Regions from separate parts of the Homo sapiens genome. Here region 2 is linked to region 1. Evidence: chromatin loops called from intact Hi-C (ENCODE). Cell type or tissue: heart left ventricle. All regions are shown on one strand. Links, peaks and the distances in the headings refer to the core of each region. The heading gives the core; the rest is flanking DNA.

Region 1 (6,593 bases), core at 2,319-6,318:
TTGCTTTGGGGAGTTGTCCTGTACACTGTAGGATGTTTAGCAGCATTCCTGGCTTCTACCCACTAGATGCCAGGAGCACACCACCCCCAGTCACGAAAACCCACAATATTCCCAGACATTGCCAAATATCGCATAGGGAACAAATATCACCCTCAGTTGAGAACCCCACTGAGCTGTAGACAGTACATAAATGAATAGGCATAGGTGTGTTCTAATAAAACTTTATCTATAAAAACAGGCAGGGGGCCGGATTTGGCCGGCCTGTAGCTTGTAGACCCTTGACTTAAGGGATGGTCAGAAAGAAAACTAGAAGAGCTTATTCAGTAAGATTTGAGGGCCTTCTGTGTCCCCAGCTCAAGAGGAGGCTCTGTAAGTGATTCAGCATAAAAAGGAGGAGAGTTTTCCCAACAGGAACACTCATGTATAGCCCTTTTGCTTACTTTATTCTTTTTGAGCTCACCAGCCACCTGGAAATATCAGGCATTAAAACCACAAAACAGGAAAACAACAAATCACATAATACAAGCCCTCCACAACCCCTAAGAAAACCCCTAAGCAAAGCAGTAGCAAGGTTGGATTACGTGAGGTGCATTCGAGTAGACTTCCTCCAGGAAGGAAGTGCATCTGGAGCAGGTCTCAGAGGATGTTGTGAATAGAGGCTGATGGTAAGAAGGTGGGAGAGCTTTCCATGTAGGGAACACAAGGTTCTTAGTTTCAGGTTAGGAGGGAAATGAAGTGTCAGTTAGGAAGCTAGGGAGCTATTGTCCCCAGTGAAAGCCTGTGATTGTTCACTGTCGCATGCAATGGGCTTCCTCTGGGAAAAGAATGAACAGCACTTAACACGATTTTCTAAGAACAGGATGTTTGTTTTTCTCCTCGAGGATGGCGGGGGGCGGGGGGTGGGGGGGGGGCTTTGTTACTTTACAATTCAAATCTTTTGACGTTTACCACAAGTCAAATTCCTTTTGAGATTCTTGTTGACAATAGCAAAAATACTGAAAAGTCCTAGTGAGTTAGAGATGGAGGGACCAGTGTCTAGGACCCTTCTTCTCATTTTTGGCTTCTGACAAGGTCAGGTTAGCATCTCCACCTCTCATCCGTGTTGCGCTCTTGGTGTGTCATTTCCTCTTGGTGCTGTCAGACTTCAAGATACATAGTCTTCAGGTTGGCAGTCCTTGAGTTATCAAATCGGCAGTGGCTACAGAATGCAGCTATGGCTGGAATCCTAGCTCCTCCACATTTTGGGTGATTGACTGGAGACACAGGCTTCATCTAAGACTGCTTCCTAAGAGGTATGCTCTGAGCATTACATGCCTGCCTGGCCCACAGAAAGCACTCATGCTAGCTAGTACTCTTCACAGGTGTAAATTATTTAGAGAACAAAGCATTTCAGATTTGTCACTTTCCAGAGAGCCTCTGTAGACTTGCTCTAGGGTTTGGCCCCCGGGAGCAAGTCAACCTGGCTCTCATGATGGAAAGTCTAGCAGGGGTTATGGATTTAACACTTGTGAATTTGAAGTTCACTGTGGGCCATGTGTTGTGGGAGGCAAAAGATGAATAAGCTCATGCCCACAGAAGAGCTTTCAGCCTAGTTAGAGGGAAATCATTCAACAAATATATTTGTAGTAACACATATACAAATAACGCAAGGATGTTGGTAGTGGAAGTAGATTGAGAGTAGAATGACGACTACCAGATTCCACATATAGCCAGTGCTGGTATCATACAGAAAAGCCATGTTTCAGCCCATCCAAGGAACGTGGATTATTGTAGACAGCCCTAGCAGGGTGGCAGAATAGCATGGAAGTCCTGTATTTGTCCCTTTACCCCATCAGAGAACTTGAGAATGTGGCCTAAAGGCAAATGGCTAGGAACTTTGCCCTCCAAGGTAGTATGGGTTAAATGACCATAATCTGAATTTCTGGACAGTGTCAGCTTATTATTTGGGATCATTTGAAATTACCATTACCAGAACTGGAGTACTGCATAGAATAATTGCTGACTTAAATATTAATATTTTGTGAGCAACTGAGAGCAAGTTCCTTGCTTTTGAGCAGAGATTAGAATGAATATCCTGGCTGAATACTGCTGAAAACTTCAGAGTCAAGTTCTCTTCCTGTATTGATATTGTCCTTGCAGCATCACAGACCAAGTCAGATCCATTAGTTATGGAAACACGTGAGCAGTTCACAGCAATGGCCTTATCAGAGATTCACATCCATGAAACTAGAGTGCCTGCCTGGGTGCTTCTGACCAGCCCTGGTGCCATGTACAACACGTCCTGATAAATGAACCAGGCATGAGAGGACTTGCCCTCCTCCTGCCTTGTTGTAACTGCCAGAGTTCTATGTCCACATTGAGTCTTCCCCAGTAACTCATTTTTATAGGAAAAAAGGTCCTAATGGCCTCTGTTCAAAAGTGCAGACTTGGTGCTATGTGAGGTGGACCTTCTGTCTTCCAATTTTGCTTCTAAGAGATCTTTCAAATTAGATCCCATAAAAATGAGACGTGTACACAAATTAGCACTGAGTCTCACATATGGTATTTGTGGGTCTGTATATAATCAGGGTTGTAAAAGAACAATAAATTCAAGCTGTAGCTGAATCACAAATGAAAGTCCTTTAAAATAATGGAAGGTGAGATGTATCAGACTTTGAATGGGTCTTTAAAATACCGCCTGCTCGTTCTGGCTAAGTTCATTTGCATAACAGAGCTCAGCAGCTGGGGAGCCAGCTAATAGAGTTTCATAGTCTTGAAGCTTAGAGCTATGTCCTCAGTTTAGATGATATGGGGAGAGGGTAAGAATCTAAAAATAGAAAAGGCATCTTCTTATCTTCTCAAATGGGTGGAGTTAAACAGACTGAAAATATGAAAAGCATCCCCTTCGGGTTACTGGGTGCTTCTGGTTACACTGATTTCCGCCTTAGAAATTCAGCATTGAACTTAAATGAAAATCTAACACTATGGGGTTTTTTTCCCCTTCAATTTTAAAATTATTCAGAGAAGCACTCCTACAGAGGTTTGTAAAAGGATTGACATGAGCGTCCACATTGTAGTAATATTTTAGTGTTTCTGATCCCAAAGATTGGCTGGTCATTTCTATATTAGTAAGAAGACTGCCGTGTTCAAAGAGAAAGCTTCTTCAAGGGAAAGTCCGTGTGCGTTTTTCTATGGAAAAGTGACATGGGACTACAAGGAAATTGGCAGTGATCGTGTTCCCATACAGGAAACTCAGAATAAATGGGAACGTGAACACCTCCCTTCACGCACTGTCAGGGAGGCGCAGGGTAACCGCCCTCCCCTCTGTGAGAGCTTCATCCCATGGCCATACTTGCTGTCCCCTCCCCACCCCAGCCCATTCCATCTTTTGAGAAACCTGAGCTGTTACTTGGAGGAGCCAAAATCTTTCCTTGTAGTTTCTGCTTGGTAGCTCTAGGGCCTCCCAGAACAAGTTAATTCCTTTTCATTACAATTAAATGAATCCTTCAGATCCCTTAAGATTAGTTTTCTCTTTCTATGAGTTCTCTTTAAGCTGCTCTATTCCTTCAGCCTCTTCTCACATGTCCTAATCGAGCTCCTTCACTTCCTCCCATTTGCCTCCCTCTGAACATGCGGGGACATGTTCCAGGTAGCCTTTATCCCTTCTAAATGTGGAGCCTAGGATCATGTTCTGGGCGCTTGGCACAGTGGAATTATTATCTTCTGGTTGGCAGCAGAGAGACATAGCCCACAGATGGTTGGGGGTAGGGAGGCGGCGGAGGGTACTTGGCCGAGTCATCATCCTCCCCTAGGACTGTTGGTTCCAACATGCAGGAGGAGTCGCTGGATACTCTGGCATGGGGCTCAGATGGTGCAGTAGTGCAGTGGTGCCGTGACTGGCCGCATAGTGCGACTGTGCTGAGGCAAAGCGAAAAGTGATCAGAAGCTGGAATGTCCCTGAAGGATGTGACAACCGAGCCAGAAAGGGGAAGTCGGATGCAGGCTCACTTCCTGCAAGGAGGAGAAAAGAACAGAGCCGCAGGTCCCTGGGGGCAGTAGCACCCCTCAACCCACCTGCCCATTTTTATACATGTGTGTTTTAAATTAACACTGCAACCTGTTTTGCAGGATGCAATTTTTTTTTTTTTTTACTTTTTCTCTCCACTAAGAATTAATCTAAAAACAATTAGTAGGCAAACCAAACATTCCTTTAAAATAAATGGAATTTTAAAAATATCCCAACTCCTTGGTTCTTTTCAGAGTCCTGTAAGTTGCCAGTGCATCAACTCTAAGTAACTTAGGAGCTGATTTTTCTGTCTGTCATTTTTTAAAACCGCTTGATTTTCCCTTCCTCCTGGCTGCTGCCCTGTTTTGATATTTTCAGCATCATTCTGTTTGCCAAAAAGATGGTAAGAAATGAAGCAAAGCACCGCTTCAGTTTTTTTCTTAACCAAATTATTTATTACTGCTGTGATTATTTCTATCATTATCACTGTCATTTACGCTTCAGTCAGTCACAAGAAACTAGAATTGTCTAGCCTAGTGCAACCCGGCTCTCTTCCTTCCTTATAAAAACCAGGGCCGTAGCTTCCTCTCCGGTCCTTTTGTGTATTGAAACTCTTGGATTTCTCACACAACCTGTAAGGGAGCATGTCCGTTCTCAGCAGCACTGTGCCCACCTGTCTGCCTGCCACATGTGTTCTCTCTGACCTGCCACATGACTGACTGGCAAGCTGGACCCTTTTGTTGGCAAATCTTTTCTCTCTAGTGCCCCAGGAACTAGAGCATTTGTTTTTAAAGGAATCTAACTTCTGAGATGAATGTTATCTCCAGTGTTATCTATGAAGGGAAAGAGGAACAAACCATGATCCAAGAACTAGGAGAAAGTTTGTGGAACTAGAAAGAAACCAGGAATAATTGTGGGAAGTTCAAATTTCAGGGTCAAGGTTTTTGAGAAAGGGCTAACTATAAGAACCTTTGTCTGTCTTTTAAGATTTAGGTAAGATAGTGGGAGTAGAGAAATGCAAGAAAACTAGAGAGCCAGGCATGGTGAGGCTCATCTGTAAGCCTAGCTGCTCGGGAAGCTGAGGCAGGAGGATCACTTGAGGCCAGGAGTTCAAGACCAGCCTGGGCAACATGGCAAGACCCCTTGTTCTAAAAAAAAAAAAAATTGTTTTTAATTAGCTGGGAATGGTGTTGTGCACCTGTAGTCTCAGCTACTCAGGATGCTGGGGCAGGAGGATGGCTTGAGCCCAGGGTTTCGATGCTGCAGTGAGCTGTGATCATGCCACTGCACTCCAGCCTGGGTGACCACATGACTTGACCCTTGGTTGCAGGAAAGGGGTTCAAGATGAGGAAAGGACAGACACGAGTGAATGTGCTCAGCACCCTCAGATGGCTCAGTGCCCACAGGTTAATGCTGGTGTTGAGAGTTTTGACTGAGACAGAAAGCTAAAATTCTCTCATCTGGGTTGTGGAACACCCAGGAGGGCCCGCTCCCTAGTTGTAGTCTGGTAATTCGCTTCCGGCCTGTAAGCCTTTCCTGTTTAGCTCCTCCTTTTCTCTTTTCCCAGCATCCCTTCCTCCAAGCAGATCCTTCTTCCTTCTGGGCAGAACGCAAAGCCCTGGGGTTCCCCTGACTCATGCTGACTGTTCTGATGTGTTGGTCATTCACCAGCAGTCTCCTGGAACCCAGGTGTCTTCTATTTTCTTTTTTTTTTTTTTTTTTTTTTTTTTTGAGAGGGAGTCTTGCTCTGTCACCCAGGCTGGAGTGCAGTGGCACGATCTTGGCTCACTGCAAGCTCCGCCTCCCGGGTTCATGCCATTCTCCTGCCTCAGCCTCCCAAGTAGCTGGGACTACAGGCGCCTGCCACCAGGCCCGGCTAATTTTTTGTATTTTTAGTAGAGACGGGGTTTCACCGTGTTAGCCAGGATGGTCTTTATCTCCTGATCTTGTGATCTGCCCGCCTCGGCCTCCCAAAGTGCTGGGATTACAGGCTTGAGCCACCATGCCCGGCCCCAGGTGTCTTCTTAAAATGATGAGGAGGGATGGGATTTCAAGTCATGGCATATAGGCCCATTCCATCATCAAAGGTTATCTGTGTGTGTCACTAGTCACCCTTGCACAAGTTGCTGTCCTCACGGGCCCAGGCGATTCCACCTGCCTGCACTTCCCTCCTCGCTCATGCCCTGGCCAGCAGCTCCTCCTGCATCCTCTCCCACCTGTTGAATTTTCTCACTTTCCTTTCCGACTACAAATGTTTCTCTTCTGAGATCTCTTCCCTTTTACAAAGTACAGATCCATGCTGCCTCTTTGGTGAAGGCCTGATCACAGAAGCAAAAAGTGATCTGTCCCATAGCCAGGGTCAGGGGAGACGTGGCTCAGGCCTTTTGTGAAGTCTTCATATACCCACACACTGCCATTGCAGATGCTGCTTTTAGACACATTTTCCTGATGTTTGTGTTATGATCAGTAACTCATAGTAGGCTTTTCAGGACCTAACAGCCATGTATAAAATTGGCTCTCCAGGAAAGCCTAATCTGAGCCCTGCATACACATTTATATATTTGTGATTTAAAAAAAAATAGCCAGTTCATTAACATGATTTGAAAAT
Region 2 (8,304 bases), core at 2,108-6,107, 130 kb after region 1:
TTAAGAATAAAGGAATAAAAGACACACACTGTGGTCTTCTGCCGTAATTGTCCAGTTGTTCTCTGGACTAGAGGTGAAGATTTTTTAGCTGGGGGTTTTGTTAAAGTAGTCAGAAAGACCTCTGAGGAGGGACATTTGATACGAGATTGAAAGACACAAAGGATGCAGTCATGGAATATATGTGAAAATTAGAACATCAGCAACCATGAGTAAAGATGACAGTGGACCTGTGTATGTTTCAAACTAAAGTTTTAACTGTTTTTTTAATTTTTAAATTTATTATTTTATTTTCTTTTATTTCATTTTATTTATTTACCTTTAGATGGAGGTCTTGCTATATTGCTCAGGCTGGTCTCAAGCTCCTGAACTCAAACAATCTTCCCGCTTCAGTCTCCCAAATAGCTGGGACTATAGGTGCTTTCTGCCACACCCAGCTTTTGGTTTTGTTGTTTAGTCATTACAATATGTAATTATTTAAGATAATCTCAATAAAAGAGCACATCATGAGATATACAGATAAAACATACATTTTATCTATATCTATTTTTAACTGGTAAGATTGTCAATCCTGTTTCCATACCATATCTGGATGCTTTTGATACATTGGACACGTAGTCACAGGGAATAATTTACATAGATGATTGTTTGGTAGAAATGAAATTCTGGAAGCCTGATTTTTTTCCATTCATTTTTCCAATCATCTCAGATTTCCAAATGGAAAATCTTTGCAATCCCTCCCATAACCTAAGCTACCGTGCAGCCCCATGGACAGACTAACAGGGTGTAGAATGGAGAAATCTTTCTCTAAAGTAAACTAAGAGGAACTTCTAAGTTTTGGGCTCAGTTACCAGCCAGATGGATTGTATACAAGGCAAGAAGTGTTTTGACATTGATTATGAGGACAGAAAATGCCTCCTGGAAAGGTGGCTTGTCCTTGCCCCATTCTGGGCATTTGCAATGCACTTGATAGATTCAGGTCTAATTGAAACCATAAGAAACACCACCTGAGGCAGACCGATAGTCCATCTGGCCCACTGCTCAGGCTCAGACAGAAGCATCCAAAGACTCTGCGTGAGGAGGTCCAATGCCTCATCGGATTTCAGCCATGAGAAGGTAGAAACATACCCTGAAGAGCCCTTACTTTCCTCCGCCAAAATAAGGGATTGTGAGTGAGGCAGTGCTGCTGTCCTCTCCCAAATCTCCCACTTCCTCTCAGGGGAGCTGCCATCTGCTTCCAAGTCCATGAGTGTTCATTTATTAAACAACAGACCTAGCTCCTGACAATGCTTGCCGGGAATGTATACTTCACAATAATAAGCCTTAGACACTGGGGACAAAAATGATCAGAAGCACCATTTTCCCAGGGAATTTATCCACTTGGCAAACCCTGGGCTTGTGAAGACATGGCCTGCCTTCTCCTTCAGTGAAATAAGATAATTGTTTCTGAAGAGTAAAGTTTTATATTTTAGAGTGTTGAGGTCATATCCCCTTCTTTCTATGGGCTCCCCAGGTAAGGAGTTTCATTAAATATTTTCTTTGCTGTGAAATTGCCCTCACAACAGCATCTATCCCTTGGGCTAACCAAAAACTTTAAGGCACAATCTAACCACAAGATTTTCAGTGAAAACCTTTATTTAAATCGTGTGTGTGCATGTGTATGTGTGTGTGTGCATAAACATAGCATGAGTATGTGGCATATGAAAGCTGAAAAATCTCTGATGCTGTCCACATCTCCATCTTTCCACCTGTCCCCCACCTGGCTGGCATGGGCTAGAGGGGCGGGTAGTGTTCTGGTGGCAGCCTCCTGAGACCTAAATGGCCTTTGTTACATACTTCAGAGCTGCTTAACACCCCTGACATGTTCTTAGCTATGAGCTCAGCTCCTGGATTCTTCCAAAATCTGTAGCTCACACTTTTCTTACCTTTCAAATCCTCAAACTATAAAACCTGAAATATAAAGTGCATATAGAGGAGAAGAATGCAGATTGAAACCTTGAGTGCTTGGGAGCTTCCAAGAGTACTTTGCACTCACTAACTAGAGGATGTAAAAGTACCTGTACCCACAGCACACCAGTTGCACAAAGGCATAGAAGTGTTCTTTGATCTAAAAGGATCGGGGAAGCTCTCAGTCACCACGTGCTACCACTTCCCTAGCTGGACAATGCTTTGGAAAACAACTGGATGCATGATTGCATCTTAATTCTAACCCTCCTCCATTTGAAAAATGAGGATACTGGGGCCCAGAGGGATTTGGGGACTTGCCTCAGGTCACAAAGTCAGGGAAGGGCAAGCAGTAACTGGAAGCAGGAATCCAATGTCCTTTTCATTCCACCAGTGTTTGTTGGAAAGAGTATATTTCTGCTTGTGAGGCAATCTTCAGTCTGCAGAGCCGTAGTGTAACGTTTTGGCATGGAGTAGCAGTGTCGTAATCTTCCTCTAACACTTCCCCAGTCCTAAAAACCATATAAGGAATTTGAATCTCTATCATGGTTCCCAATTAGCTTTGACAAACTTGATGTCTTGCCAGCCAGTAAACTACATCACACCCACTGATTCCAACAGGGCAAATCATTCTATTAAACACTGAGACTTAATATCTCAGCTAAAAACAACCATCTGTTCACACTTAATTACCATCTTCCCCAAACATATTTATTTGACAATCTTAAAGAAAACTCCAGTTGCAGAGAGGACTGAGGATTTGAAGGTTTAGCATTTCTGCTTAAGAGCTGTCAGTTAAACTTAAAATTATCTCAGTCCTGGTTCAAGTCCTACTGGAAATAGAAACACACATTTTTCAGATGGTTCCAAAAACATTCTTGCATTTATTTTCTAAAAAGAAAACTTTAAGAACAAATCATGAAAAAAATAAAATAAAATGAGCTGCCTTGCTTTTTCTTTCCCTTTTTTTTTCTTTCTTTCTAGCTTTCTTAAACATACTTGTTCTCGAAAGAAAAAAATTGGAAGGAAAATACTCAGATGCCAGGTGTACCTTTATTAATTGGCTTAACATGCTAGTCAAGAAACCAGCTAGCTACACTAACCACCATCATCATCTCTCTGTGCCTCTCAAAGGAGACTGCTGGGTTTCAATCACTGTACATAAGCAGTTTTTTATTCTCGTGTCACCTCTGTAGAGATCTAATTTACATGTGATCACTTAAAGCCTCTTTTGAATGTTTTAAATAGTCAGAATCTCAATAGCTATCAACTTTTCAGAAGGGGCTTTAGCTTTAATTGTATTGTACATCAGGTATTCTTATAATGTTAAACAGTCAAGAAATTTATAGTAAAGAAAGGAATTCTTTGTCAAGCAAATAAAAAAAAAGCTGATAGCCACAACATTCATAACCAAGACTTTTTTTTTTTTTTTGGCTTAACTATTAGCCACCCCACAAGGCAAAATATCCCTATCCCTAAATTTCGAAAATATTCTATTTGGGGAGTTATTTTTTTGGAGTAAAGAAGAATGAGTTGGACCACCTCTGGCCATCTGTGTGTTTTTTCATTTTTGTAGCCTTTGCTGACTGCAATGCACTCTGGTATCTTGGACTCTCTTGGGGAAAAATAAGCAATTAAGAAGCTTTCCAGAGACCAACAGTTGTATAGGAACGACTTGCAAACAACATTTCATCACTCAGGGAATAAACATCATTGCTTATGATGTACCAATTTCTCTGCTAATATCTGGGAATACAACCATAAGCCGGATAAACAAGTTTGTTGTCTTCCTGGAGCTTCCAGTCTAGAGAGAGAGAGACTAAGAATGCTGCTTAAATAACAACATACATAGAAGAAAAATGATCTGTCAAAAAAAATCTGGCTTTTTAAAAGTAATTTTCAAAAAACGGTGAATATACTGTTTCAATATTTTAAATACTGACCTATAAAAAAAGGAATTAGCATCTATTTCATTGCTACTATATGCAAAGGGCTTTCCATATATTTTTATTTAATTTTCACAGAGATCTTTGTAAGTAGATATTAAGAACACTGAGGCTCAAAAGTTGAAGTCTCCAAAACGAAAACATGGCCTGTAAGGGATAAAGCCCAGTAATACCATCCACATTCATCTGATTCAAAAGTCCATGCATTTTCCCCTACACTTCCTGATTTCCTTGACTAGGCTTTGGCACCTTAGCCGAAACGCTCACATTTCTTCAGACTTCTCTTTCAACAGTGTACAAGGAGGCACACAAGGTTCTCTAGCTGATATCTTTATCTCTGATTCGAATAATTATCTGAAAGTCCAAAAACTTCATTTAACCTTAAGTAAAATCTTCAGACAACCCCACCCCCATCTCCAGTAGCAACACAGTCTGATGTTTCATAATTCCTCAAGCATGCTAGCACTGAATGAACTTCAACTTGCTTAGCAAATTTTCATTGCAGACGAAGTTTCTGTGCTAATCTGGAATTGATACCTTATAAGAATACAGCCCAAATTGGGAAGTTGAAGAGTTTATATATCTCAAAATTCCTTAGTCATAAAATAATGAACTAGCAACAAAAACGTCTACCTTCCTAAAGCATATTACAATCTGACTGCACAAGTCTTTTGTTCTAAACACTTATAAAGGGAAGTGGATGGTCCTACTGGAATCCTACTAGACATATAAATGAAGAATTTTATATTACATTTTGTAAAAAGTTTATTCTCCCTCAATATTTAAGGGAATTAGCTGGCAACATTGGCCAATAAGCAACCCACATTTACCTACAGAATCATTTTTAAATATTTTACTTTTTTAAAAAAGTACACATTTTGCTTCCAGTATGTAGCACCAAAGGCCCATTCCAGGGCATCCCTCCCACTGAATAAACTAAAACCTCTCAAAAACAAAAATATAGAAGGAAAGTAAGGGGAAAGGTAGATTCAAGAATCCTTAACAAAATATTATTACACTGTGTTTAACAATATACAGACAATACATCATAACTGTGTAGAATTTATTCCAAGGAACTAATGTTGGTTTTAGCATTTGAACACCAATCAAATATAATTCACTCATTAACAGATCAAAGGAGAATATTCATATTATCATTTTAATAGATGGGGAAAAGACATTTGACAAAATTTAGCACTCATTTGTGATTTTTTTTTAAAACTCTCAGCAAACTAAAAATATTTGGAAATTTTCTCAAATTGACAATAGTCATCCATGCAAAACCTACAGCTAACATCATACTTGACATTGGCACCCTAAGATTGGTAACAATTCAAGGGGACCTGCTTTCACTGCTTCTGTTCAATATTATACTGGGAGTCTAAACCACTGTAATATTTTTTAAAAGAGGGAGAGGGAAGTAAAATGAAAAAGATGGGAAAGAAATAATAAGAATAAAGATCAATAAGAAAGTAAAATAATATTTACAGGCAATAGAATTATTTATGTAGGAAATCTCAGGGAATCCACAAAATAATTACTAGAACTAATAAATAAGTTTAGTAAGGTACACGGACGATATTTTTAAGCCATCGTATTCCAGTATATAAGCAGCAACAATTCAAAACTGAACTTTAAAAAAATTCCATTTACAATAGCAATAAAAAAATTGTTTTAAGCAAGTCAAATGTGTCTACACCAAAAACTATGGAATACTGCTGAGAGAAAGTAAAGAAAACCTAAATAAAAGGGAAGATAGACCACATTCGTAGATTTAAAGACTCAGTGTATTAGTCAGCATTCTCCAGAGGACATATATAAGAGGAGATTTACCATGGGAATTGGCTCACTTAAGTATGGAGGCTAAGAATTCTCATGATATGCTGTCTACAAGCTGAAAAACCAGGAAAATCATTGGTGTAATTCAGTCTGAGCCTGAAGGTCTGAGAACCAGAGGAAGGGTGATGGCCCTGGTATAAGTCCCAGAATCCAAAAGCGCAAGAACCCAAGCTTCAATATCCAAGGGCCAAAGAAAATGGGTATCCTAGGTCAAGGAGAGAGAGAATTCACCTTCCTCCACCTTTTGGTTCTATTCGCTCCCTCAATGGATTGCATGATGCCTACCAGTGTTGGCAGCGTGGATCTTCTATACTCAGTCTACTGTTTCAAACACTAATCTCTTCCAGAAACACCATCACAAATACATCTAGAAATGATGTTGTTTACCAGCTATCTGGGCATCCCTTAAACCAGTCAAGCTGAAACAAAAATAACTATCACATTCAATATTATTAAGTTGATGATTTTCCCCAAGGTGATCTATAGTTTCAATGCACTGTCAATTTTTTAGGAATTGAAATGCTGATTCTAATACATATATATATGTATGTATATGAAAACACACACACACACACACACACACACATATATATATTCATATATATTCATATATGTACATATATATTCATATATATATTCATATATGTACATATATATTCATATATATTCATATATATATACATATATGTACATATATATTCATATATATTCATATATATACATACATTCATATATATATTCATATACACATATATATTCATATATATATTCATATACACATATATATTCATATATATTCATATACACATATATATTCATATATATATTCATATACACATATATATTCATATATATTCATATACACATATATATTCATATATATTCATATACACATATATATTCATATATATATTCATATACACATATATATTCATATATACATATATACATATATATTCATATATATATACATATATTCATATATATACATATATATTCATATATATACACATATATTCATATATATTCATATATATACATATATATTCATATATATTCATATATACATATATATTCATATATATACATATATACATATATACATATATATTCATATATATACATATATACATATATATTCATATATATACATATATACATATATATTCATATATATACATATATTCATATATACATATATATTCATATATATACATATATTCATATATACATACATGTATATATTCATATATACGTATATATTCATATATATATTCATATATATGTGTGTGTGTGTATATATATATATATATATATATATATATATATATATATATATATGAAAACACAAAAGACCCAAGCATTCTGTTAAAAGAAGAACAAGGTTGGGACACTTACCTGATTTCAAAAAATATTTTATAAAACTCTGATAATAAAAGCAATATGGGCTGGGTGCAGTGGCTTATGCCTATAATTCCAGCACTTTGGGAGGCCAAGGCAGGAGGATCACTTGAGGCCAAGAGTTTGACACCATCCTGGGCAACATAGCAAGACCCTGTCTTTACAGAAAAAAAAATTTTATTTTAAATTAGCCAGGCAAGGTGGTACATGCCAGTATTCCTAGCTACTCAGGAGACTAAAGAAGGAGGATAACTTGAGCCCAGGAGTTCAAGGTTACAATGAACTATGATTGCACCACTGCACTCCAGCCTGGGTGACAGAGTGAGACTGTGTCTCTAAAAATAAATAAATAATAAATAAAATAATATAAAATAAAAGTCAGTATGATACTGGTGAAAAGACAGACATATAAATTTATAGAAAAGAATAGAGAATACAGAAATAAACCACATACATATGGTCGATTTGTTGTTTTTTGTTTTTTTTACAAAAATACTAAGGTAATTCGATGGGGAAAGGATTTTCAACAAATGATGTTGGACACATTGTTCAGAAAAAAAAATTAATATGGTCCTTTACCTCACACCATCCACAAAAATTAACTCAAAGTAATCATAGTCCTAACTTTGAAACATAAAACTCTAAAATTTTTTACAAAAAGCGCAGGAGAATTACATCTTGGGGTAGGCAAACATTTCTTGGCTAGAACACAAAAAGCATGAGCCATAAAAGAAAAAAAATAACTGATCTTCGACCAAATTTTAAGTGTTTTACTATCTGAAAGACACCACTAAGAAAACAAAACTGCAAGCCACAGACCTGGGAAAATATTTACTAAACATATATCAGACAAGTTCTTGCACAGAAAATATATTTGAAAATTTTATCACTCAACAGTAAGAAGACAAACAATCCAATTTTTAAAATAAGTAAAACATTTATATACTTTACCTAAAAGGACCTATAGTTGGCTCAGAAGCATATGAAAAGAGCTCATATTGTTAGTCATCAGAAGTGTAAATTAAAACTACAACGAGACACTACTATCCACCTATTATTCTAGAATATATATCCTATATATTTTAATATTCTATATATTAGAATATTCTAGAATATATATTCTAATATTAGAATATTCTAGAATATATATTCTAATATTAGAATATTCTAGAATATA

Evidence for each region. Hi-C counts contacts between places; a loop is a spot of excess contacts. Peaks named below come from ENCODE experiments on the same cell type or tissue, not always from the same donor. Only the 100,000 strongest peaks of a DNase experiment are listed, where the experiment ranks them.
Region 2: it touches region 1 in a loop (3-fold over the local background); 8 of 110 quality-filtered maps call a loop at or near these places.

The regions. Positions count from the first base shown.
Region 1 is chr2:37,651,298-37,657,890 of GRCh38, reverse strand. All of the region lies in intron 1 of CDC42EP3 (CDC42 effector protein 3), which reads left to right. Among named protein-coding and RNA genes, the nearest start is that of CDC42EP3, 17 kb to the left of the region's middle. RefSeq lists enhancers at 414-919, 1,366-1,485, 2,883-2,942, 3,610-3,819, 5,442-5,631. In heart left ventricle, for the core only: no CTCF peak of the experiment used is centred there; a DNase peak (open chromatin) is centred at 3,840; H3K4me3 peaks cover 1,900 bases; H3K27ac peaks cover 4,000 bases.
Region 2 is chr2:37,518,118-37,526,421 of GRCh38, reverse strand. No RefSeq gene overlaps it. Among named protein-coding and RNA genes, the nearest start is that of LINC03063, 40 kb to the left of the region's middle. In heart left ventricle, for the core only: no CTCF peak of the experiment used is centred there; no DNase peak of the experiment used is centred there; H3K27ac peaks cover 1,147 bases.